2 separate regions of the Mus musculus genome follow, and region 1 is linked to region 2. A link is a loop called in an ENCODE intact Hi-C map of the cell type or tissue named here. Cell type or tissue: heart. All regions are shown on one strand. Each heading gives the region's core, and the rest is flanking DNA. Links, peaks and the distances in the headings are about the cores only. Region 1 holds the start of Gm51699 (a long non-coding RNA gene). Region 2 overlaps Lars2 (leucyl-tRNA synthetase, mitochondrial).

Evidence for each region. Hi-C counts contacts between places; a loop is a spot of excess contacts. Peaks named below come from ENCODE experiments on the same cell type or tissue, not always from the same donor. Only the 100,000 strongest peaks of a DNase experiment are listed, where the experiment ranks them.
Region 1: it touches region 2 in a loop (7-fold over the local background); 3 of 42 quality-filtered maps call a loop at or near these places.

The regions. Positions count from the first base shown.
Region 1 is chr9:122,731,094-122,743,042 of GRCm38, reverse strand. Gm51699 (a long non-coding RNA gene) reads right to left here and starts at 4,020. Exons shown (of 3, transcript XR_003948282.1): 1 at 3,845-4,020; 2 at 3,395-3,570; 3 at 2,500-2,957. In heart, for the core only: a CTCF peak has its summit at 6,116 (motif pointing left); no DNase peak of the experiment used is centred there; H3K4me3 peaks cover 890 bases; H3K27me3 peaks cover 547 bases.
Region 2 is chr9:123,436,214-123,448,162 of GRCm38, reverse strand. It overlaps Lars2 (leucyl-tRNA synthetase, mitochondrial), which reads right to left. Exons shown (of 21, transcript NM_153168.3): 12 at 11,763-11,949; 13 at 9,930-10,028; 14 at 6,562-6,699. Among named protein-coding and RNA genes, the nearest start is that of Gm40586, 22 kb to the left of the region's middle. In heart, for the core only: a CTCF peak has its summit at 7,253 (motif pointing right); a DNase peak (open chromatin) is centred at 7,702.

The DNA.
Region 1 (11,949 bases), core at 2,248-10,247, 710 kb after region 2:
CCATTCTATCTATCTAAAGTATATCTGCATAGACAAACTTTGCTTGTTTTTAATTATCCATCCTAGACTTTTTGTGGTAGACATTATTTGGGGGTTCCTACCCCACCTTAGATCATTTAGTTCCCAAATAAAAGACATAAAGTCCCTATATTTATAATAAGCCTTAGAGCACTAGAGCTGGGCAGATATCAACCCTCTGTACTATTTTGTCTACTTCCCTGTCAATAACCCCGAGATATCACTTGCCATGTTCTTCCTGGGCCGCTCTTACTCCAACAGGCTGGCACTCATGGCTATGAGCTCATAATCCCTCTACCCCATGATGGCTAACCAATTAAGAGAGAAAAAGGAAGGAAAAATAAATTCATGTAGATAGTAACCTTCAAAGATGAGAGAAGAGAGGACACAGGGGAAGAAGGAAGCTATCATGGGGTAGACACCTCCAAGTGATATTTACCACAACATTTTGGCAAACCAACATGAGGCAAGAACTTACTTATAACCCAAATTAGACTTCAGATTCCCAGATAAAAGGTTTGTTGTCCCTTTAAGCTAGAAGCCATGACGGTGTCTAGGAAAGTGGGTTGGGAGGGATGGTTCCTTAGCAACGCTGCTCCCCCCCCCCCAAAAAAAAACCCTGCATAGTTCAGGACAAGGGTCAGAACACATGCTAGTTTGGCAAATATGATTCTGAAAGATCCTGACAGAATGTAAAAGGTCACAGAAGCCCTGAAATTGGCAAAATAGATTTCATTGTTAGTAGAAGTAGTTTCACTGATTTAGAAAAATAGAGGTGCACAATGCTCTGTCCACTCCTTGAACCTGTGTGTCTGCCAATGTTCTGACCGTTCCTTGAACCCATGTGTGTGCCCACTGCTGAAGTCCACTGCCAGGTGTTTGTGATATTGGTTGCTGGGGAAGAGTTAGAAAATCTCCCCAGCAACCACAGCCGGGGCCAATCCAGAGTTGCTGCACCTGCACCAGACTCTTTCCTTGTACCCCTCCCATACCCATTTCTTGAGAATAGATATTGTTTAGATCTGGAAATCCCCTACTCTCCCTTCTCCTTTCCCCCCTGAGGGCCTATAAAAACTGGGACCCCTTCCCCCTCGGGGTCGACTCCTCTACCCCTGTGTGGGATACAAGTTGTCCCCAGAGCTCTGGCTTTCCCCCCGAAAAAAAGCCTCGTGTGGTTTGCATCAGGTTTGGTCTCTTGTGAGTTCGTGGGGTCTGCTATTATCCTGAGACTTGAGTGAGGGTCTCCCTTCAGAGGTCTTTCAATTCCAAGGAAGAGCATGAGCTAAGTAAGGTACAGCTGCGCCTCTAGCACCAACCATGCACCAAGCCCTGATGCATCTCTGCCCAGAGCTGGGACATTCTGCTCCAGAGCTGAGCACACACAAAGACCTGCAGGATCTCTGTCAGTGTTACAGAGGCTGCCACTCGGGAAACAGGCTGCATGCCTCCAGCAGTAAAGAGTTATAGAGAGCAAGCATAAAGTAGGGTATCATGGTACTTTGAGCAGTCAGCAGAGTCTCTGTAAGACATGGGGCTGCCCCAGGAAGACTAATGGCAGCTCAGGAAAGCTAACATGAAATAGGGTGTCCTGCTGCTCTGAGCAGCCAGTCTCCTTAGACGCGGGGCTCCCATGGGTGAACTGATAATGGCTCTCCCTAGCACATTATACATAACCCAGGATGAAACCTCTGAGCAGATACACTATGCTTGAGAGTACGCTTGGGCACTAAGATAGAAAGGAGTTTAAATAAAGTTGAATACAGAGAAGGATATTAAATTAAGAGAGAAGAAAGGGGACAGAAGAGGAGACTGCCATGAGAGGAGAAGGACCGTGAGCACGTGGCCAGGGGAAACAGCAAGTAACAATGGACATATGGCTGGGATGTGAGTTGGAATAGATCTATTCAGCCCCATCTAGGATTACTACTTGTAAATGAAATACCTGGATTGTGTGTCTTTTAGATGGGCTAGCTAGAATGCTTAATTCCTTTTACATAGGCTTAAGTTTGAAAACCTATACAGGAGGCTAACTAAGGCTTATTTTTGTAATTAATTACATTAGTATTTAGTGTAGTACAAATATAGTTCTGAACACATTAAAGAATATGATCATTTATAAAGTAACTGACTGTTAACTTGCATGTCCTAATAATCCCTAATGATTGATTAATTAATAGTTTATATTAAGATTCTACAAGCTTTATTACTGTATAGTTTGAGCCTTAAAAATAACGATCTTTGAACTGAAGTTCTTTTAGTGTCAAAATAAAACTTTGAATCATAGATATCACCCTTAAGGAGACTGGCAACTTTACTGATCCTGAAAATAAGTACAGTTAAGAAATAAAAATAGCCTTTCTGTGGGTGAAAGGGTATTTATCCAAACAGCTAAACCTTAAAAGACTAAGAAGCTAGACAGATATTAATGTGAACATGAGTAAACCTTAGGAGCTTATAAATTTTTATTATTAAATATACTATACCTATCAAGCATACTGTTACTTATCTGCATTTTTAGCAGTTCAGTGTTGAACAATTAGTGAAGACATAGTGTCAGGCGCCAGACGTGGGGAAATAAAGTGGGTGGGAGAGATGACCCTCGTCCCACTAGAGCTCCGGGGCTCTGGGCAGGCGGATGTGGGGAACTACCACGTCGTGCTCTTCACGCTGCCTGGGTGGCCGTCTGGCTATGGGAAGCCACGGAACCCCAGTCTGTGGGGGTGGAGAGGGAGCAGTCTGGGGTCCCTGGGCCTCACAGAAGCCAGGGATGACAGGTTCTAGCTCTTGGGACACAGAGGAAGAGCTGAGAAAGAGTTGGGGCACCAGTGTCCCAGGGCCGAAGGGAAAAGGGGCATGAGAGGTGCTGGGTGGTTTCTGGGTCGTCCAGTGTCCCGACCAGCAGGACCCAGTTATTTGTGAGTACGAGGGGAACCGCAAACCTGCAAGAGAAATGGGTGGGGGAAAAAAGAGAGAGATCAAGGACGATTCCTGTCAAGGTCTAAGTTTATTAGGCTGAAAAAGTGAGGTTATAAGTACACAGTGAGGAGAAATAGGGAGGGGCTGAGGGAGAATTAACAAAGAACAAAGTAGTAGGCACCTGGGGACAGGAAGGCTGAATTCTGACTGCAGGCAAGAGGCACCCTGAGTCTTATCTCAGGAGTGTAGATTCCTCCTTAACAGCCCGGGGTGTCAAGCTGGGCTCAGCACATAAGTCAGGTCCTTAGAAGTCTTGGGAGTCAGGAAGAGATAAGGAAGAGGGGACTATAATTCAAATTTTTAGGGTCTAGGTGCCAGGAAGGGATAGGGAGGAGGAGGTGACCGGCTCCTAACACAAGGCCATTTGGCTTATTAGGGTGGGAGACTGCGAAAGGCTTACTTTCTCACGGTATGGTCTCCAACAGTCCAGAGTCTGGCTAGCTCAGTCTGCTAGCTCAGCAGGTGGCTTGGTTTGGCTGTAGCCCATGGCTAGAGCGCAGGAAGGCCTCCCAACTGGAGATTAGATGCACAGCTCCTTAGAGGGAAACCTGCTCCATTGCTCCAGCCAGGTGGATCCTGATGAGAAGAAAACAGAGGAGAGGAGAGAAGGGGAGGGGAGGGGAGGGGAGGGGAAAGGAGGGGAGGGGCGGGGAGGGGCGGGGAGAGGAAGTAGAGGTTGGCCATGGTCACGTGGCAAACGGGGAGAAGAGAGGGGGAGAGAGGGAGCAAGAGGGCTAGAGAGAAAGCAAGAGAGACAAGAGAAGCAAGAGAGTGAGGAGGGGCCAAGCAGACCCCTTTATAGTGGGCTGGGCTACCTTGCTGTTGCAGGGTAATTGTGGGAGGAGCATACCTGGCTATTTCCAGGTAACTGTGGGGGTAGAGCTTGGACAGCCTATGTGACTGATGGCCACAGAATGATGAAGTTGAGGGTGTGGTGTCAAGCATTTGTGTCTGGGGGCGTAGCTCACTGTTCCATCCCTTGTAGGACTTTTCTACTGGGTCTCTGGAGTAAGTTGCTTTCTTAGTCTAAAAGGAGATACAAAAATAAACAGAGTCCATTATGACTAAGAAATTTTGTGATTGTTGCTTTATAACATGTGGTCATTTTAAGGGGGTGAAGTCACAAGCCCTGTGGCCACTTAATCCTGGCGAGGTCAGCAGCTAAGGTAGAGGAGAGCCACAAGGTTGTTATTTTAAAAATTTGTGTTTTGAGTAGACATATTTTTCTGTAAATGAGAGTTGGATCCAAGGAATGTGTGTATAGTTAAATCTAGGTTACATTGAGAGGACTTAGCCAGACTAACTCCATGACAGGCTCCAAATTGGCAGTTCAAGAGACTAGGCCTAAATTTCTGTTTCCCAGAACTGGTCAAGGCTGGGCAAGTCAGTTCCTAGGAAAACCACAGCTTTCAGGCAGTCAATCAGGAACTGTCTTGCCATCTGGCCTGAGGTAAAAACAGAGTGTTTCCAGGTCTTCCCAGCAATGATTCTGGAAAGTTCCCAGACTTCCTCAAATCCCAATCCCAAAGACACCCATAGCCCTAGAGACCAAGCCAACCAGTCATGATAGAGGTCACCTACCGCTCCCTGGAACTCCCCTATTCAGCTTTAAATTGAACCTGTGAGCTTACCTCCTAGTTACCATTTTGATGAATGGTAGTCCCCTGCATGCTGGATTACTGTAGAATATATCTTTCTGCTTTTGCATACTCTTTGAGTCTGGGGTATCATTCTCCATTGATTCATGAATCCTTACAACATATATAGAGAGAACCAAATTTCATGTATATAAAACATAGACACAGGAGGCCAAATAAAACTTATGTTGGTAATTAATCATAACTATAAGCATATATGGCATATTGTGAATATGATTATGAGGTAATTGATAATTAAGTTGTATGTTTTGATTATTTTAATACTTTATTGTAGTAAAAAATATTAAAAATCCTGGCCTGAGGCTTTTACCCTGCCTTAGATCATTTATGTTAGCAGATGAAAGACACAAAGCTTTTATATTTTTAAATAGCCTTAAGCAGCACCATAGCTGGGCCACTGCCTACCCTCCAGGCTACTAGAGTCTACCTTCCTATTGATCCCTTACTGTAGTTCACCTGGGTTGCACTTGACTCCAATAGAGCAGCCCTCTGGGCCATGTTCTCTTGGCTCTTAGCCCATGACAGCTCTCCTCTCCCTCCTGCTCATTCTTCCTTCATTCCATGTGGCTCCTTCTGCCCCTTCCCTCCTCCTTGTGATCCTCTCACTCTAAGCCCGAAAAACTTAAACCTTACCTATGTCTCTTCTGCCCAGCTATTGGCTGTTGGCATCTTTATTTACCAATCACAATTAAATGGGGTCAGGGTCACTCAGTGGCTTAGGTGCAGACTCTCATCTCTGGGGCACCCATCTTGAGGGCCCCAAATTAGCATTAGAATACAAGCAGCATTAGGCCAACCCACTATAGTTTATAATAAGTGTTGTATGATTAGGTTTAAGCTGAAGGCTAAGTCAGGACAAGAAAGGGTTAACAAGTGGGGAAAATGGCAAAGGACCTTGGCTGAGGGAGCTGCTGTCACAAGGCCATAAATTGCATTGTTGCTTATTTTGGACGGAAATGAGGGGGCATTTTGGAGCCATGTCAGCGAGGAGGTGGGACTGTTGGCGTGTTGCAGCTGAACAAGTTTTGGGATCCATGGCAGTGGAGGGTAGGTGAGGCTTTGGGGATTGTTGTAGTAGTAGCCCTACATGGACCTAAGGGAAAAATGGTCACTGAGATCTGTACATGCCTCAGGGGTGGTTAAATTAGCAACTTGGTTTGGAGCAGCCATTGCAATTGGAACAACAGGTGAGTATGCTGTGGTGAAGAAAGGGGAGGAGTAGGTGGGGTTCCATTAGAGGAGGGGACTCTGATTTGGAGTTTGAGTCCTTGGAGGTAAGGGGGATGTGAGTGTGACCATCCTTACTATTAGGACCTGAGCCATAGAAGGTTGGTTACAGAGAGAGGGTCAAGAGCTCAGGCCCCAAAAGTCCTGGACAGAAGAGAGTTCAAACCGTCGGCCCACAAACAGGCAGAAAAATATTAAGATCATGGAGGATGTTAAAGTCAAGAGTGCCCTCTGGTGGCCATTTAGATTAGCTACTGAAGCCAGGCCACAGAACATTTGCCAGAACACATCTGGCATTTTGGACAAAGGTTTGAGACAAATTTGGATACATTTAGTAGCAAGCAATCCAGGAGGTGACTGAGGATCGGATTTAGACTCAGCGTTGTCCATCTCTGAGCTTGTTCTGGAAACCAAAGAGGTGTCCCTCAGAACAGCTTGTGGTCAAACAGTGGGAGGTGGGGTAGCCTTGGAATGAACATTTCCAAAATCCCAAGGCTACCCAGAATAAAGACTGTCTTTGTTCCAGAATGGATGAATTTGCTCTGGATCGGCTGCTGCTTGGCAGGTAATCCCAGGGGTTCTGGATCTGAAAGAGGCACCCAATACCTCTTAGGCTGGAAAAGGTGACTTACCCTAAGTTGAAAATCTGATGGAGGGAGAGAGAGGGAGAGGAGTGGGCACCACACAACAGGGGCCCAGACTACTGGGCTAGGGCTTAAATCCTCCTGGTTTTGTCACCAAGATAATGGGCTTTTTTTCTCCCGGGGTGACTCAGATACAGGCTAGATAAGACCAGGCTAAAAGCAGATAATGGTAGGTTTATTAGGAGCGAGTTCATCAGTCTGGAAGAACTGAGCTGTGGAAGTCACACAGCCTGGCTAGGGCAGAGGTTTTATAGACCTTAGGTGAGGGGTGATGGCATCAGCCACAAGCTGGATTTGTGCCCACATATGGTCAAGAGCTGAGCACTTAGGCAGGGCTTGGGTGGCTGGCAGCAGGGGCAGGATGTTTCAACAGCTGCCAAGAAGAGAACTGGGAGTTCCTTTGTTTGGAGTTTTTCAGCGCAGGGTGGGTTGGGGCAAGGAGGGCAGATGAGGTTTCCCAGCTTGTGCAGCAGTGAGCAGGGGGTTTCAGCCTAACAGTGGGGACCTTAACAGTGGTCCTATACAAGAAACTGGGGTGACCAGGAAACATTCAGCACGTGACCTGCTGGAACCGGAGAAGTCTTTTAAACAATAAATGAAACAACCTGCCACTGTGTAGCTTGTGAGGTTCTGGGACACAGGAGCTGATGGGGTCAGTTTGACTGCTGTGGAGGCAGAAAACCAGAGTAATGTAGCATCCATTCCTCCTTAAGGCAAGGGCTGTCTAACCTGAGACAGTGTGATGGACTGGCTCAGCAGACATTAGAGACACTTTAATCCTCATCTGAGGTTCTCATAAAGATCAAGGGCCAGGGGCCGGGGGCTGAGGGGACTGGGAATTAGAAAAGCTGTGTTCGAATTCCAATTCACTGGGCCAAATAGAAGTATGTTCATAGAGGAGTTAAAGAAGAGATGGGTTCAATAAGGACTGCAAGGCAGCTTTGCTGAGCTCTTTTTGTGGGGGGCAAGATCTTTATAAAGATCTATGCCAAAAGAGGCTTTGGCAGACCTACGTGCTATAGAGCATCATGCAACAAGTGCCTGTAAAGAAAAAGTGCAACCTAGAGGAGAAGAAAGAAAGTCGAAACAGAGGAAGAGGCCTGTATTGCGCAAAGATAAGTGTGGCAAGATTAGTGTCGAGCTGGAGTTCTTAAGGAGAAAATTGATAGAAATGGAAAGAATTGATTGTGTGCTAAGATGTTGGGGACTCCTGGTATCACACTCATATAGCTCTCGAGCTCGGTGCAAAGTGGAGGACTCCCTTTCTCAGCGGGGGTTTCCTGTTCTGTACCTGACTTTACTTGAAGAGTGTCTCTGAGCATAGATGCCTGACCTTATGTAAAGAAAGGCCTTGTGCATGACTGCATGACTCAGCACGCAAGTCCCAGTCTGGCTTCTCACCGTATGATAATTAGGTGCTGTGAGATAACCAACCAGCCCTTTCCTCCAGTACCCCCCCCCCCCGCCCCCAGCCCTTATACACCCTACCTCTGGAACAATAAAGTTGAGCTGCCTCACTGCAGCTGTCTCTCAAGTCCTTCCTTCATACTCACAGACAACGGAACCCTGCTGGAGGCTTCTGCTCCTTCCTCCCTCATGGGCCGGTGGCCATCAGCACCTGAGAAAAGAAACCCAAACTAAGAGGCTTCTGGATGGCTTTAAAGCCAGAGGGGGAGTTCACAGAAGACATAGAACAGTGCAGGTGAAGTTGATCAAGTCTGTCCCAGGGTGGGTAATTATCCCCAGACTAAGGGGGTTCATTTTCCTTATGAAAGGTTATGCTAGAGGTGGTGATGGTTTACCCAGCTAGAAACTCACCTAACAGTTAGGTATGATAAATGGGAAGCCAGTGTGCCAACCCAGGGTCTCTCTGACCCAGGAAGCCAGCAGATGCGGCAGGGGCGAGCAGGCCACTTTCTCCCTTAGATCTAGGTGGTAGGGTTCATCACATTAAGCCAAGTTCACTGTGTCAATCAGGGTGGAAGTGGAGGGAGTCTTCATGGAGGAGCTCCTCACGCACTCTTTGGTACCCAGCCTTGATCTGTGGAGGAAGCAAATGGCACAAGTGGATGGGGCCTTTCGTGCTGTGTTAGCTGTTGCTTGTGTTCCACTTTCGTATCTTTTAGCTGTGAAACTCTGGGGCCACCTGAGGCTGCTCAGAACAGATGACACGGGTTTTCAGAGTGCTTCACCAAGGTTATCTTTGTGATCCCACTATTTGTTATGAGATTGTGATTCAGGTTGGTGGGTTGTCCTGCACATCCTCTGAGAAAAGGTTGTTATCTAGATAACATGGTGCTATCCTCAGTGATGGGTAGATTGGTGGACTGTCTGGTTTTGTGTGTCAACCTGACACAAGTTGGAGTTGTCACAAAGAAGGGAGCTTCCCTTGAGGAAATGCCCCCATGAGATCCAGCTGTAAGGCATTTTCCCAGTTAGTGTTTAAGGTGGAAGGGCCCATTGTGGGTGATAGTCCTGGGTTCTATAAGAAGGCTTGCTGAGCAAGCCAGGGGAAGCAAGCCAGTAAGCAGCATTCCTCCATGGCTTCTTCATTCACTCCTGCCTCCAAGTTCCTATCTATGTGAGTTCCTATCCTTACTTCCTTTGGTGATGAACAGCAGTGTGGAAATGTGAGCTGAATAAATCCTTTCCTTCCCAACTTACTTTTGGTCATGATGTTTTTGTGCAGGAATAGGAACCCTAAGACCACTGGAGAGACATGTGAGGGCACCTTAAAGAGTAAGTCTAAGGCACAAAGTTCACAAAGAGTCAAAAAGGGTATCTTGCAAGGGGAAAAACAGATGCGACCAAAAGCCATAGAGTTGTTGTTTAAAACTCCCAGTACCTGGTTTTAGTTATCGCTCTAGGGGTTGTTGTAGACGCCCCAAGGGTCCCTGAAAGGGGAAGGCCATCGCTATAGTAGTTTGTTGCAGAATTTTCCCTGCTCAACTACATTAGCGTAGAGAAGGTCTGCGATTGGACAGGGAAAAGGGGCGGAGCTAAGAGGGGGTGGGGCGGGGTGTGGGGGAGCCTCTCGGAGGGTAGAGGGAAGAACCATGGCTGTGGTTCTCCTGTGACTTAGTGGCTGGTGACACTCAGTGCTGTGTGCGTTAATGCATAATTTCCATGTTACCTTTTCCTTTAAAACTTAAAAGTAACCTGAGTCCAGTGGGCGAGCACAGTGGTCATGTGACCAGGCGAGCATATAGGTCATGTGACCAGGTGAACTGCCCGCCTCTTACCTGTTACTCAAACTCAAGACTTTCAAAATTCACCAAGTCGCTTTGCACGATGGGTTGATGCGAATAAGTTACCCTCACAGCCATAAAAATGAGACTTAGATGTTTTGAAAAATACAGAAACCTTCCGTAAATTGAAGCTGTTGGAATATCGTTGCAAGCACGACCTCTTGACAAGCAAAGCAGCAATTTCTTACCACAATGGGCTTGACCGGAGTAAGAGGCAGAACACAGGCAAGAAGTTATGGCAGTGAGGTAAAGAAGGTTTGCAAAATTGATTTTCGGTGAATCTACCTGGTGCTGACGGAGTATTTTCATCGTTAACGCACCAACTAGACGAAGCAAACAGCAGCATTTTGCGTTTAAACATTGACTGCTGACTCTGGTTCTGCTTTGACCTTCCCAAACAACCGTTGATTTAAAATCCTAGCAGCTCCACGTGCAGGTTAGTAACCCGCTGAAGTTTGAGCTGATGGGTCATGAGGAGGTGACAGCACAGCCCTTTGCTTCAGAGAACTAGGTCTTTATTGAGCTGGAGTCACCTACTGCCTTAGTTTGCTTTATCTTGCTTTGATAAGGGACGGAAAAGCAACTTGGGGTGGTGGTGGCGGGGGCCGAGTTTATTTGGCTTCCAGCTTCCAGTTCATCATGAGGTGAAGTCAGGGCAGGAAGCCAAAGGCAGGAATTGAGCAGAAACCACGGAGGAAGACTAGCTTGCTTCTTATGGCTGTCACCAGGTACCATCTGCCCAGGGGTAGCTCTGTTCCCCGTGGGCTGGGCTCTCCCACATCAATCTTTAATTAAGAAAATGTCCTACAAATTTGCATTTTGGGGACTCTAGCTGGTGTCAAGTTGACAAAAAAAAAAAAAAAAAAAAAAACTAACCAAGATACCTACCTAACCATTATGAAACCAGTGCAAATTTCTGCATGGAGAATTTGCTTGGAGTGTTCAGCCAGACCTCTTGAGCCAGCTGGCACAAATGTCATCTCTGTGGGCTGCAGCAACCTTGTCTCCATTGCCTTCTGCAAACGCAGAGACGTCAGGTCTCTGTGGCCGAGAAGTATGGTTTCTAACTGCACCTGGCTTTCTGTAATGTGGAAGTACTGCTGCCAGCCTTCCCATCTTCTCCTTTACAGTGGGTTAATTACACACTTTTTCTGAGGCTAGTCATAACAGCTGGAACGAGACGGATCCCAGAGCTTAGCGTCTTCTTTCTTCTAGGAATCTGATGGACATGTTTTCTTTAATATTTGCACGTTTGGCTGAAATATCTTCTCAGTTAATACTCACACAGGTTGGAACCATCCAGAATCTCTCTTTTCCCCTTCTTGCATCCTTCTGAAAATAGTGTTTTTCTGAAACAATGTCATCAACATACATACATTTGCAAATGAATAGTTTACTGCAGTTCTCAAAATGAGATGTTAGTGGACCATTGTCACACATACAAGAGAAACCAATTTTTCATCCATTGCTTTAAACAATTTTTTCTTTCTTTAAATGTGTGTGTGTATGTATACATCTACATACATAATACACACACACACACACACACACACACACGTATGTATATATCCACATGTGAACATGCAGGTACCCACTGCTTGATTATGGGCTGAGGACGGTCTTGGGTGTGAGTCTTCATTTTTTGCTTGAGACAGATTCTCTTTTGTTGTTCTATATAGGTCAGGCTAGCTGGCCTATGAGCTTCTGGGAATTGTCTCTCACACTAGGAGCACACTGAGATGATAAGTACTGTATGTATCAAGCTTTTGTGTGGGCCTGGGACTTGAACTTAGGTCCTCATGCTTGCACAGCAAGTACTTTTACTCACCGAGCCTTCTCCAAAGACTTATATTTATTTCTGACTTCTTTACCCCATAGGAATACTAAAGTCAAGATTCCTAGAGATTTGTCTACCAAGGAGTGGGCTTAAAATCTTTAGTTATTTGTTATCTTGCTCATTTCTCTTTTGTTTGGTTTGAGAGTGTCCCTATGTGTGTAGCTCAGCTGGCTGCTGCATTTTGCTATATCACCCAAGCTGGCCGTCTTCACCCTCCCAAGTGTTGGGATCATAGGTGTGAATGGCATACCTTGCTTTATAACCCCTGATCAACCTCTCAAGTGCTGTGATGAGAAGCATGAATGGCCACACTTGACTTCTTATTTTACAGCTTAATAATT
Region 2 (11,949 bases), core at 2,263-10,262:
GCCTGAAGATGCTCGAGGACCTCAGTTCAATCCCCGGGACCTACATGGTGGGAGGAGAGAACTGACACTGCAAGTTGTCTTCTGAACCCCAAAGAAAACAGACAAGCACAGGCCCACCCTCGTGCACACACACATAAACTAATACCTTCTCACTATGCAGCTCTCGAAGGCCTAGAACTCAAGAGATTTGCCTGCTTCTGTCCCAAGGTAGGGAAATATATATCTCTATCAATCAACCTATCTATCTATGTTGACCCAAGATTTCAATGTTAGGACTGACTCTTAAGATATACTTCCCTTTCTTGCTGAGAAATAAAACATCACTCTTTTAAAAAATAATAATATATTACAAAAATAAGTAAATGATTTAATCAATTATGACACACTATGCAGAAATAAAAAATGGGAAATATGTATGTTTTGATGGAGAAAACCATCAAAATTTCCACAAAGTCAAAAAAAATCAAAGACTCTATTCAAACCACCACAGTTATTTGTTAGCATTTGCCAGTAATACTGCTTTCTTTAGCTACTTCAATCAACAGCACACATATCTGCATACGCATTTCCTTTCTTCAGCCCTGTCAATGCCTTTTACATACCAAGTTTATTTCACTTTTCTATCAATTATATCATTTAAGTATTGTTTCTGCAGTTCTATGCTATGTTTATTTTCTTGTAACGGTATCCCATAAGCAATTCATAAGTTGATCATTAACAAATACTAAATATACTAATTTAAAATATTATGTGATTAATAATAAGTAATTCTTAAAATTTTATTTGATGTGTATGAATATTTTGCCTACATGAGTATCTGTGCACTCCATGTGTGCAGTGTGCACAGAGGCCAGAAGGGGGCACTGGATTTCCTGGAACTGCAGTTACAGGTGTTAGTCACCATGTGTGTCCACAGAATCAAACTGGGTCCTCTAGAAGAACAGCCATTGCTCAGAACTGCTGAGCCATCTCATCTCTCCAGCCCACGACAGCATGCTTTGCAATTTTAGATTTTAGTATAGAAATGGCCATCCGTTTATATATGAATTATATACTAGAAAGTGTTTTCCTTTAATTAGAAGATGGCAAGATAGGTCTTTTAAATATATATAAATAACATTCTCAAATAATGGTTAGAATAGTGGTACTGCATGGTAATTTCCTCCAAATTAAAACATTCTGTCCTGGCGGGAGACTCCTAAGACTCGGGAAGTAAATGAAACTTAATGGGGCTCAGGAAATAAATAACTCACAAGTCTTAAAAAGTTTCTGAAACTTAAATAATTCAGCAGGTCCCTCCCCAAGGTTATCTCGGCAATACTGATTGCTGGAGAGAAGAGACTTTAGCCTCCTGAGCTGTCTGCAGGTAATAGAGGAGAGCTCCAGGAAGATGCCTTTCCTGAGGCAACACCTCCCCACCCCACCACCCCACCCCACCCCCACCCGCTGAAGTGGGCTTTTCAGTGATGCATTTTTATGCAAGCTTAACACATTTTTTTCTTGTTCCATGTAAATATGTCGTATACCCAGAAGTGTTCCATACTACAAAATAACTAAAAACTCAAGAATTAAAAGCCAGTGACCCAGATAACTCACAAATGGACAACAAATGTTTCTCCAAAGAAGATGCCTAAGAGAAAAACTGTTTCTCGGGCTAGAGAGATGGCTCCAGGGTTGAGAGCAATGACTGCTCTTCTAGAGGTCCTGAGTTCAATTTCCAGCAACCACATGGTGGCTCACAACCATCTGTAATGGGATCTGATGCCCTCTTCTCGTGTGTCTGAAGAGAGCAACAATGGATTCACATACATAAATTAAATAAATAATCTTAAAAAAAAATCAAAGACACTGGGTAGCATATGTAACATCCACAAGTGAGCAGTCAGGCTGGGCACAGTTACATATGTAACATCCACAAGTGAGCAGTCAGGTTGGGCACAGTTACATATGTAACATCCACAAGTGAGCAGTCAGGCTGGGCACAGTTACTTGCCCATAACCCCAAGACTTAGGAGACAAAGACAAAAGTATCAGTTCTAGGTTACCATCAAGACATATTCATAGGGGGAGGATAAGAAAAATACTATGTTGTTCTGGAATATGAAAAGAAACAAAAGCCCAGATTACAGAGGGAAGGTGGGAAGCTGGAAGGGAGCTGTGCACTTCCTGTAGAGCTAGTAAGTACTTAGGTATTTAACAGGATGACCTGGGGTCATTCTGCTAACATTATGCATACAGGAGACTGTAATTTATTGTCCTAACAGAAAAATAACTAAAAAGGCAACACATGGTATAAAATACACTGCTTAAAATGTGTCATTGAGCTGGCAAAACCAAAGCAGAATAAAGAAACAACAAAAATCCCAGACACTCAGAAAGCACAGTTTATTTAGCCAGTTCTCTAAGTGATCTAGGGACTCCTGAGCGGAGACGGGATGGCGAAGACTAGATAGGACAGCTGGAGACCAAACCCTCCAGTACAGCAGGAGCCACTGAAGCCACGTAGGCATTAGGAAGCTGCTCACAGTTGGTTAGCACAGAAAAGCCATTAAACTTACATTCATTGACCATGGCGAAATAAGAAACTTTCCCGAAAATCTACACACATAAGCTGATCCTGTTACAGTTCTAGGACTGGAGCCATGCTGCTTGTCTGGTCACACAACCTCAGCTGGAGAATCTGAGGTGCTTGTGGATTGGTGCTCTCTCCAGCAACAGAGGGAAACTAACACAAACTGCCTGTCCCATAAACAAGCAAACATGACATATAAGCTCGGCTGACAATCATCGTCTCCTAAAAAACAATGAGCCATGGTTACGAGCAGCAAAAACAGTAACACGTTAGATCATACTGAGCTGAGACACAGGGTTAGCTGTCACACATAAATAAGTTATTCAATAAACTTTAGGAAATAGATAGGCTTGAAATACATTTATACTAAAAAGAAAGGGGGGTGCTAGAGAGATGGCTCAGTACTTAAGAGAGCTTACTGCTCTAGGACTTGGACTTGGCTACCAGCACCTACATGACAGCTCACAACTTCCTGTGCCTCATTCCAGATGATCTGAAATGGGTGGACTCCTCCACAGATGTGATGCAAATATACTCACAAAGGCACGATCACACATACACACACACACACACACACAGAGAGAGAGAGAGAGAGAGAGAGAGAGAGAGAGAGAGAGAGAGAGAGAGAGAGAGAGAAGTAAACAGAAGATGTGAAAGGTTAAATGAGAGATGCCTAATAAGCTGAATGGTCTAAATACAGTTAATCAAAGTTTCAAAAGAAGAAAATTGGAGAGTGGGATGAGGAAGGGACAGTTAAGAAGCCCTGTATCTGGGGTTGGAGAGAGGGCTCAGCAGTTAAGAGCACTGGCTGCTCTTCCAGAGATCCTGAGTTCAAGTCCCAGCAACCACATGGTGGCTCACAACCATTGCTAATGGGATCTGATGCCCTCTTCTTTTGTGCATGGAGACAGAGTACTCATATACATAAATAAATAAATCTTAAAAAAATTAATCCAAAGCAGAATAAACACCTCCACACTTACAGAAAGCATGTGGACTTCAAAATGCCAGAGACAATGAGGGCGTGTGGACAGCAAAGAGCTGTCACTCAGAGGAAACCATGTGCGCTCAGAACCCAGACCTCCATCTCACCAAGTACCCCTGGCAGGGCTGGAGCTCACTATATAGACCAGGCTGGCCTCAAACATACAGAGATCCACCTGCTTCTGCTTCCAGTGTTCTGGGTTTATAGGCATGCACCACTGCAACAAGGACAACGAGCTGTGGCTGAGGGGAAGTGCTAGCTCAGAGCCCTGTGCTAAGGAGGAGCCTTCTATAGATGATGTTTGGGCTGAGAACAGAGTGCATTGTAGTTCAACTGTTTAGAGTACATGAGGCTCTGAGTTTAATACTCAGTATGATAGGAAATAAACAGATGGCCTGGAAGTGTGGCCCACACCTTTAATCCCAACACTCAGGAAGCAGAGGCAGACAGATCTCTCTCTGTGAGTTCAAGTTCCAGGACAGCCAGGACAGCTACACAGAGAAACCCTAACTCAACAAACAGACAAATAAAAAGATGTTTGAAAATATGACGCTGAAATAAATTTACTTTTAGAGAAAAGAACAAACACATGGATCATCAATAAAGAAAACAAAAAGATATACTGAAGGATATATTTCAGACAAAAAGATTATCTGAGATGTTAAGATGAGACATGAGAAGAGGGATGAGGAAGGGCAGTGGCCAATGTGGTTCCAGGGCAATACCAAAGAAACATGCCCAGAACTGACAAAGAAAACAAAGGGGTGACCAGAGAAAGAATCTCTGGGAGAAAAAGGAAAAAGAAGAGGAGGACTTCCCTCAAAGGACAAAGGACACCAAGACTTGTGTATTAAAGTAACAAAGGCTGTGCATATCAAACCAGCAGTACAGAGAGCAAGCGTGTGGAGCAGAGAGCCCACCAGCAGGCCCTATGGATGCAACACATCAATTCATGGTGAGGACACCACAGAACAGTGGGGAGAAGGCTGAGCTGTTCAGTGATGGAGCAAAGGCATGAAGAGCAATAGCCACAGAGGAGAAGGTTAATGTGTGTGTGTGAGCGTGTGCGTGTGCATGGTGTTGGGGATTGGATCCAGGGTCTAGTATACACTAGGCATGTACTCTACTACAGAACCCCGTCGTCAGCCTCAGTATTAAGTTTTACTATATTAGACTAATGATTTCTGCTCATCAAAAGATGCAATACATGTAAGCCAAGAATAAGGAAATATTGGCAATGCATACAATGAAAAACACTAGCATGGAAAAATCTTCAAAGGTGAAGAGCCCCTTTGCTGCTGTGGCTATATACTCCAAGTTCTGCAATGAAAACTCCAGTCCACACACTGGGATGCCGCTCAGCAATGAAAAAGAAGGAGGTACCAGGGTGAATCTCAAATAGAATATGTGCTATACGATCCTAATCACAGAAGGATCAATGCAGGGAAGAGAAATAGAATTGGATGTTTCCCATACAATTCTCATGAACTGAGTTTGGTCCCCAAAACCTAAAGGTGAAAAAGGAAACTGATTCTACAAACTTGTCCTCTGACCTCCACATGTATGCTGTGACACACTAGCCCGCAATCATACACACACACTATAATAATAAATGCAGTGGAGTCAGAAGCAATACATTTTTAAAGAGATTAGTAGTTAAAATTTACTATGGGAATTCTCTTGGGGAAGGATGGAGGGAGAGGGGTGATATGACTGGCAAGGGGCACCCTGTGAGCACCAAGCTATGAGTAATATATTGTTCTATTCCCCATACTGAGGTGGGGAGCATGAATGTTCATTTACTTTTTATCTTTTGGTTCTTAGAGACAGGGTCTTATAGTGATAATTTAGTGATTAATTTTGGTTTATTTTTAAAACACACAGCAATATTATATAAGGTATTATAAGAATGTTTTTGTTTTAATCCCAGGTGTGGGGATCTGGGGCTGTTTCCCAGAATCTGACTAGGATTTGCCTCATGCTCTGGCAGGGATGTGATTTGTGTTAGCTGCAGATAGTTTTTGTTGTTGTTGTTGTTGGTTTTTTGTTGTTGTTATTTTGTTTTTTCGAGACAGGGTTTCTCTGTTTAGATCCCTGGCTGTCCTGGTACTCACTTTATAGCCCAGGCTGGCCTCAAACTCAGAAATCCGCCTGCCTCTGCCTCCCGAGTGCTGGGATTAAAGGCATGCGCCACCACGCCCGGCTTGCAGATAGTTTTTATGACTCTGTGACATTTGGAATTCTGGGGATTGTTTGTTTGTTTGTTTGTTTGTTTGGTTGGTTGGTTTTTCGAGACAGGGTTTCTCTGTGTAGCCCTGGCTGTACGGGAACTCACTCTGTAGACCAGGCTGGTCTCAAACTCAGAAATCTACCTGCCTCTGCCTCCCAAGAGCTGGGATCTTTCAGAGGGTCTATAAATGCTGGGGCCCTGAGATAGTCTCTCCATATGGCCTAAAGCTCACTATGCAGCCAAGACCTGCCTCAAGTTTGCAACCGTCCTTCTGTGTTGGCCGATTGAGTGCTAGGATTACAAAAGTATACCACCCTTTCTTACATCTTTTGAATGTTATGAGGAACACATTATAAGCCAGCAGGAGAAAAACTTTCAATGGATTTGCAATGCCATCTTCTGCTCTGATACACAAGTGTTAGAGTGATGTACTAGAGACGGTTCTGCCAAGCTTAGAGGTACAGTTTACCCAGAGTGACAAGCATGTGAGATGCTTCAGGAATCATATAACATCACAGTGCTCCTCTTTCCTTTACAAGTAAAAACCTCAAATTACTTAACAGACAGATGCACTGAAAGCCGGATTTCACACCAAATGATTAAGAGGTTTGTGTAAATGGACCTCAAATTGTAAAGACCTACAATGGCCTCTAAAGCATATATGAAAAACAGATTTTATTTTGTATACACAAATTATCTTGATTCCCAACGGATACCTGTTTCCAGTTACTGCTTGTGAACAGAACTGTTTTGTAAAGTACAACGAATGCTCACCTGTGCTTCACCATCTTTTGGTCGTGGCAAAAATGACTGAGGAATCGTGCATAGAACAAGTGCATGACAGCATGTTCCTTTCCTCCGATGTACAGATCCACGGGCATCCAGAAGTCTGCCAGTGCCGAGCCAAAAGGACTGCGAGAGAGATAAGCAGGCATTTTAATGTCTTCTTTGCCACAACTATATAAATTAAAGCTATGTGTGCTCATCCCTTGAAAATACTAGTGCCAGAAAATATGACTTTTTTTTTAAACAAAAGAAAAATGTACATAATAAGTGAGAAAAGGAGAAGCATTGACTGGACCACAAGCCATCCTCTGACCTCTGCATGGCTCACGGCACATGTGCACACACGCGCGTGTGTGCACACACACACACACTAAACAAATGTAAAAAAAAGGTAATTTTTGAGCCAGGCAGTAGTGGCCCACACCTTTAATCCCAGCACTTGAGAGGCAGAGCAGGCAGATCTCTGAGTTCAAGACCAAACTGGCTTACAGAGCAAGACCCAGGACAGCCAGGGCTACACTGAAAAACTCTGTCTCTAAAAAAGAAAAAGAAAAACGACAAAAAAAAATTTTTTTAAATAAAACAAGAGCAAGAGAAAAAAATACCAGCAACAAAGCATCTCTGTAGGATGTTTATTTGAATGGCTAGTTTTAATTTTTAGTATGACTATTGAGATTTTTAAAATTTTCACCAATAGAGGGCAATAGTAGCATTTATAATAGAAACTAGCATGCTATTAAATGTTCATTTTAAAACAGAAATCAATCTTATTTTTAAAGTGCTTTGAAATAGCCAGCAAGAGTACAAATATGGCTTACTGAAGGAGTGAAACTTATCTAGGGCCTGTTATAAGACATCCCAGTAACTCCCTCATTTTCTGGATGCTTGTGACCAACATGGATATCAAAGATCAGACTTCCTCCTACTCCTGTCCCCTAATGTACAGAGGGGAAGGACTCGCCAGGTCATCTATCTGTTGGCTGCTGCCTTGAGAAAGAGCCACTGTGGCTGGGGAGTAGGCCTCCCTGTTCCCAAGGCAACCTCCATTCAGAAGTTAACTGAGGAACTCGCTTTGGAGGATCTGTGCTCCCTGGCTTTAAAATTTCAGACTTTTCTCCCCAATGCCACAAAGTATTTTCCTGTAGCCTGCTCTTGACCAGCCGGTTCTGAAACACAAACGGAAACTGCTGGTGGTAGGCCAGGAAGCCTAGCCAAGCAGTGTAGCTCTTAGCATAGGCCTCTTTGCAGTTACAACTGTGCTAGCACTCTCAAAAAAAAAAAAGGCAGAACAAGTCTCCCAAATTAACCAACTAAATGAGCAAATAAATTTCCAACTACCTTTCCTTTTTCTTTATGAAAAAAAATAGTTTCTTAAAGAAATCCAACTGCTGCTTGGCATTATAGCATAGACCTTTAATCCCCAAACCTGGAAAGCGGAGACAGGCTGATCTCTGTGAGTTTAGTGCCAGCCTGGTCTACATAGCAAGTTCCAGGACAATCATGACTACACAGTGAGGCCCTGTCTCAAATTGAAAAAAAAAAAAAAAAAAAGTAAGTAAATAAATGAATTCAACTGCTGCTCTGGGCAACAGTAAAGCCAAAGTTGAGGGTGGTATTTAGCTCACAAACAAATTCGGGATAAATGATGTTAACTATTCAATTTATGTTCTACCTAGGCCACCGCTCTGGAAGATTCAAGACAATGCTGGATCCGGGGGCAGCATGGCAGGTGATGTGTGAAGCTGTGCTGTTCACAGAAGGGCTATGTAGGGCTCAGGACAGCTGGGACGCAGCCTGAGAAGGGAACCCTCCCTCACACTCCTCTATGGCTCACGTGGAGCTGCTCTCAGGTTCCCAGTCTCCTTGCATCTTTCTGTTTACTCAGGCTCTCACTAATTTCTGAAATGAACACAAATTATGGAACCACAACTCTGCTGCTCAGAACATGGCTTGAGCATCTGTCTAACCAGAAATACGCTACTGTGCTAAATCCAGAATAGGAGAGTGCTTCCTTTGCTTATTTTTGACAAAGATCCTTTGAGCCTCCTGCCTCCTGCCTCAGTCTCCAGTGCCCAGAATGGAAGCCCTTCATATGTGGATAACACAGCTCCAGGGTATTTCTACCATGCTCAAGAGCAACCTGCTAAGGTCTGAAAGCAGTCTGTGTTCCTGGTTCCTACTGCTCTCTTTTCGGTTTCTATCTTGTCCAAGAAACAGACAGAAAAGTCAAACAGCACTTGAAAGTTTATCAAACCAGTGGTCTTAGCCTCAGTTCTCCCTGCACCCCAGGCCTGAACCTTAGCCACTTTTGTTCTTTTAAAGTCAGGGCCTCACTGTGTAGCACCCAGATGCTTGGAACTCAATATTTAAGCAGACGGACCTTGAACTCACAGATATCCACCTGCTTCTGTCTCCTGGGTGAGGGGAGTAAAGACATTATCACACCTGGTTACCTACTCACTTTTAATTCTATTCCTCTCCATCCTTCCTCTTCTTCTCTCTCCCCCTCCCCCACTCCTCTCTTTGACATGGGGTCTTGTATAGCCCAGGCTGGCCTTGATCTCTTGATTTTCCAGTTCTTGCCTCTAGAATGCTGGGACTATACACATGTACCAGCACTCTTGGCTTCCACTCTTACTTCAACTATTTAAAAATGTTTATATTCATTACTGATTTGCACTTTAGGAGATTTATTGACTATGTGTGGTATGAGTCTACACTTCTTAGCTCTCCCCAACACCGTCCTGCCTCTCTTCAGTACACATAAGGCACCCCTACTGTCCCTACCGTTCCATAGTTAGGGTGTTCACATCTTCCTTTAGCTGTGTTTTCAATTTGTATTATAGATGGAATTTACTGGGCTGAGTAATCTAACTTAAAAATTAATATACTCGCATTAAAAGTGCCTTTTCTCTGGCACTTTAAGCTTTTCCAAGCTGAGAGCCTGGCATAAAGTGCACAGCTGACCAACAATAGCCACCACTGTGTTTAGGGGTTACTCTGGCCCAGCCCCTGGTCTCCATCTACTTCCAGGAGAAGAAAAGGAGGGCACCAGCACAAAGGTGCATCTGCCACCTTGGGTTCTGAGTGGGCATGTGCACTGGCATCCTTCCCACAGCCTTGCTGAGGCAGTGAAAGCTTTGCTACGGTGGAGGCTCCTCTGAATCCTCCTCCTCCTAATCCTGTCTCTGGGTGCCAGTTGCACAAACACACAATGTGGGTGTTTTCTCTGCCAGCTCAGCTCCTCTCTGTCCCACCTAGGCACGTTCCCAGCACCTCCCTTGCATATTTAACTCCATCTTGGTTTTGCTTCATGGAAGATGCAAAGTGCTGCTGTTCCACAGTAGGGACATCACCTTTGAGTATTATGAGGGTCAGTGTATCTGAAGTAGTACCACGCAGAATCCACAAAGGTGTCCATGGTGTCCGTCTCTCTCTTTGCTGATCCCTTGCACCTGAGAAAAGAAATTTATCAGTTTGTTTTTTTTTCTAGGTTTCAGTGCAGTTTCCTACCAGCTGTTCTTGTGAGATGTTGGGCCTGCCAATATTTTACTTTGATCAGTGTAAGTTTGAGTGAGGATGCTCTTAGAGAGCAGGGGGAGGAGGAACGGAATCCCCAAAAGGATCTTTCCATTCGCTAAGCACATAACAGCTGCAGTCTGATTTTCAATTTACAAAGGAAAAGAAGGGTTGTGTGTTACATCCCATATCTGTTAAGCAGTCCACACTGGCCTATGAACACTACAGAAGGAATCAGCCCTCCCACCCCACCTCAGGTCAGATGACCAAACCGGGCCTCGCACCTGCACTTTAGTCAGGAGGCCTGGGCACGGTGGAATTCCTCAGGGCGGGAACTGTCAGAGAAGTTCCTAGGGAATCCTGTGTGCCACCAGAGAGGGGTGCCAATCTCCACAGTGGTTCTCTAAAGGAAAGCCAGGTCTTTATGTGGATAGCATCTTACTTCTGACGATGGAAGTAATTGGAAGATAAGGCACCTTCTTTTTCTTGCCCAACTTGGGGAACACGGAGAAGAACAGAGACCCGGAAGCAATTACATCTGAGTGACACTCATTGTGCTCACTTCCACTACTGTCGCCTCGGGCTTGAAGGCAACTATGTGTTACCACTGATACCAAGCCCTGGATGGTCAGGAAGAGGTGCTGGGGCAGATGAAGGGGGCATGAGGTCCTTCACTGGGTTGAGGTCCCTTCATTGGGTTGGGCTAGGTAGGAGCAGTGCAATCTGGGGCAGCAGAATTGGGTCAAAGGTGTTACAGATGCTGCCTCATTGGGCTCCCAGTATGCCAGGGAATTATGAGGCAGACTACACCAAGCTCCACTGTTCTTCAGGAGAGAGTGAGGTTTCGGCCCAATGCCTTAGAATGCAAAAGTAAATATATAAAGAATAGGCGGATTTCTGAGTTCGAGGCCAGCCTGGTCTATAGAGTGAGTTCCAGGACAGCCAGGGCTACACAGAGAAACCCTGTCTCAAACAACCAAAAAAAAAAAAAAAAAAAAAGAAAAGAAAAAGAAAAAAAAGAAGATATTTCTCTGCTGTCCTATTTGGTTGTATTGGCTTGGTGGCTTACAGCCCTAGATGTTTACCAAATTCAATCAGGGAGTAAAGTCAACTCTGAGGCCTGGGTTTTACCCTTCAGAAATTCTGTGGTTCTGTGAAGAAGCCATACTCTCATGCAAGGCTGCAACGTTGTACTGAATGTGAAAACTCCTTCACAAAGGGAAAGAGAAAAGAACTAGCTTGATGCTAGTCAGCTACTGACCTGCTAGAAAAACCCAATGTCACTCTGAAGTGAGGAAAGAGGAGAGAAGGTTGGTATGCCTCAGCAGGGAAAGGAGTGAACACACTACTATCTTCCCCACACTCCTTGGCCATCACAGGCTCTGTCTGTACTGGCCAGCCATGCAGGGAAGAAACACCATTCACACTTCTAGGAAACTCTGTGGAGTAGAAGTGGCAGACAGTGGGGTATGAAGAAAACCTATATTTTCCTTCCATTGGATCAGTGTTTCGGGCCCCTCCATAGTGCCTAGGCCAAATTCTAGACTGTTTCCTCAAAGGTTCCTACATACTTTTGATATTCCTTTTAGGCTAGTGAAGAAGGTAGCATTTAGCATCTAGTGAGGAGAGGATATCCAAGATACCTCAGGGTGCTGGCTGTGGCTCCTTACCTTGGGCAGGAGCAGTTCACCCACTCCAAAGCCGTGGCCAGCGGGGAGCCTCCTCTGCCCGTTAAAGATGCAATGCTGGGCAAAATCACAGGCAAGTCTTGCAGTGGCACAGGCACAGGGCCACAGGCTGGGCAGTGGACAATGGGGATCGGTGTGCCCCAGTAGCGCTGCCGTGAGATCAGCCAGT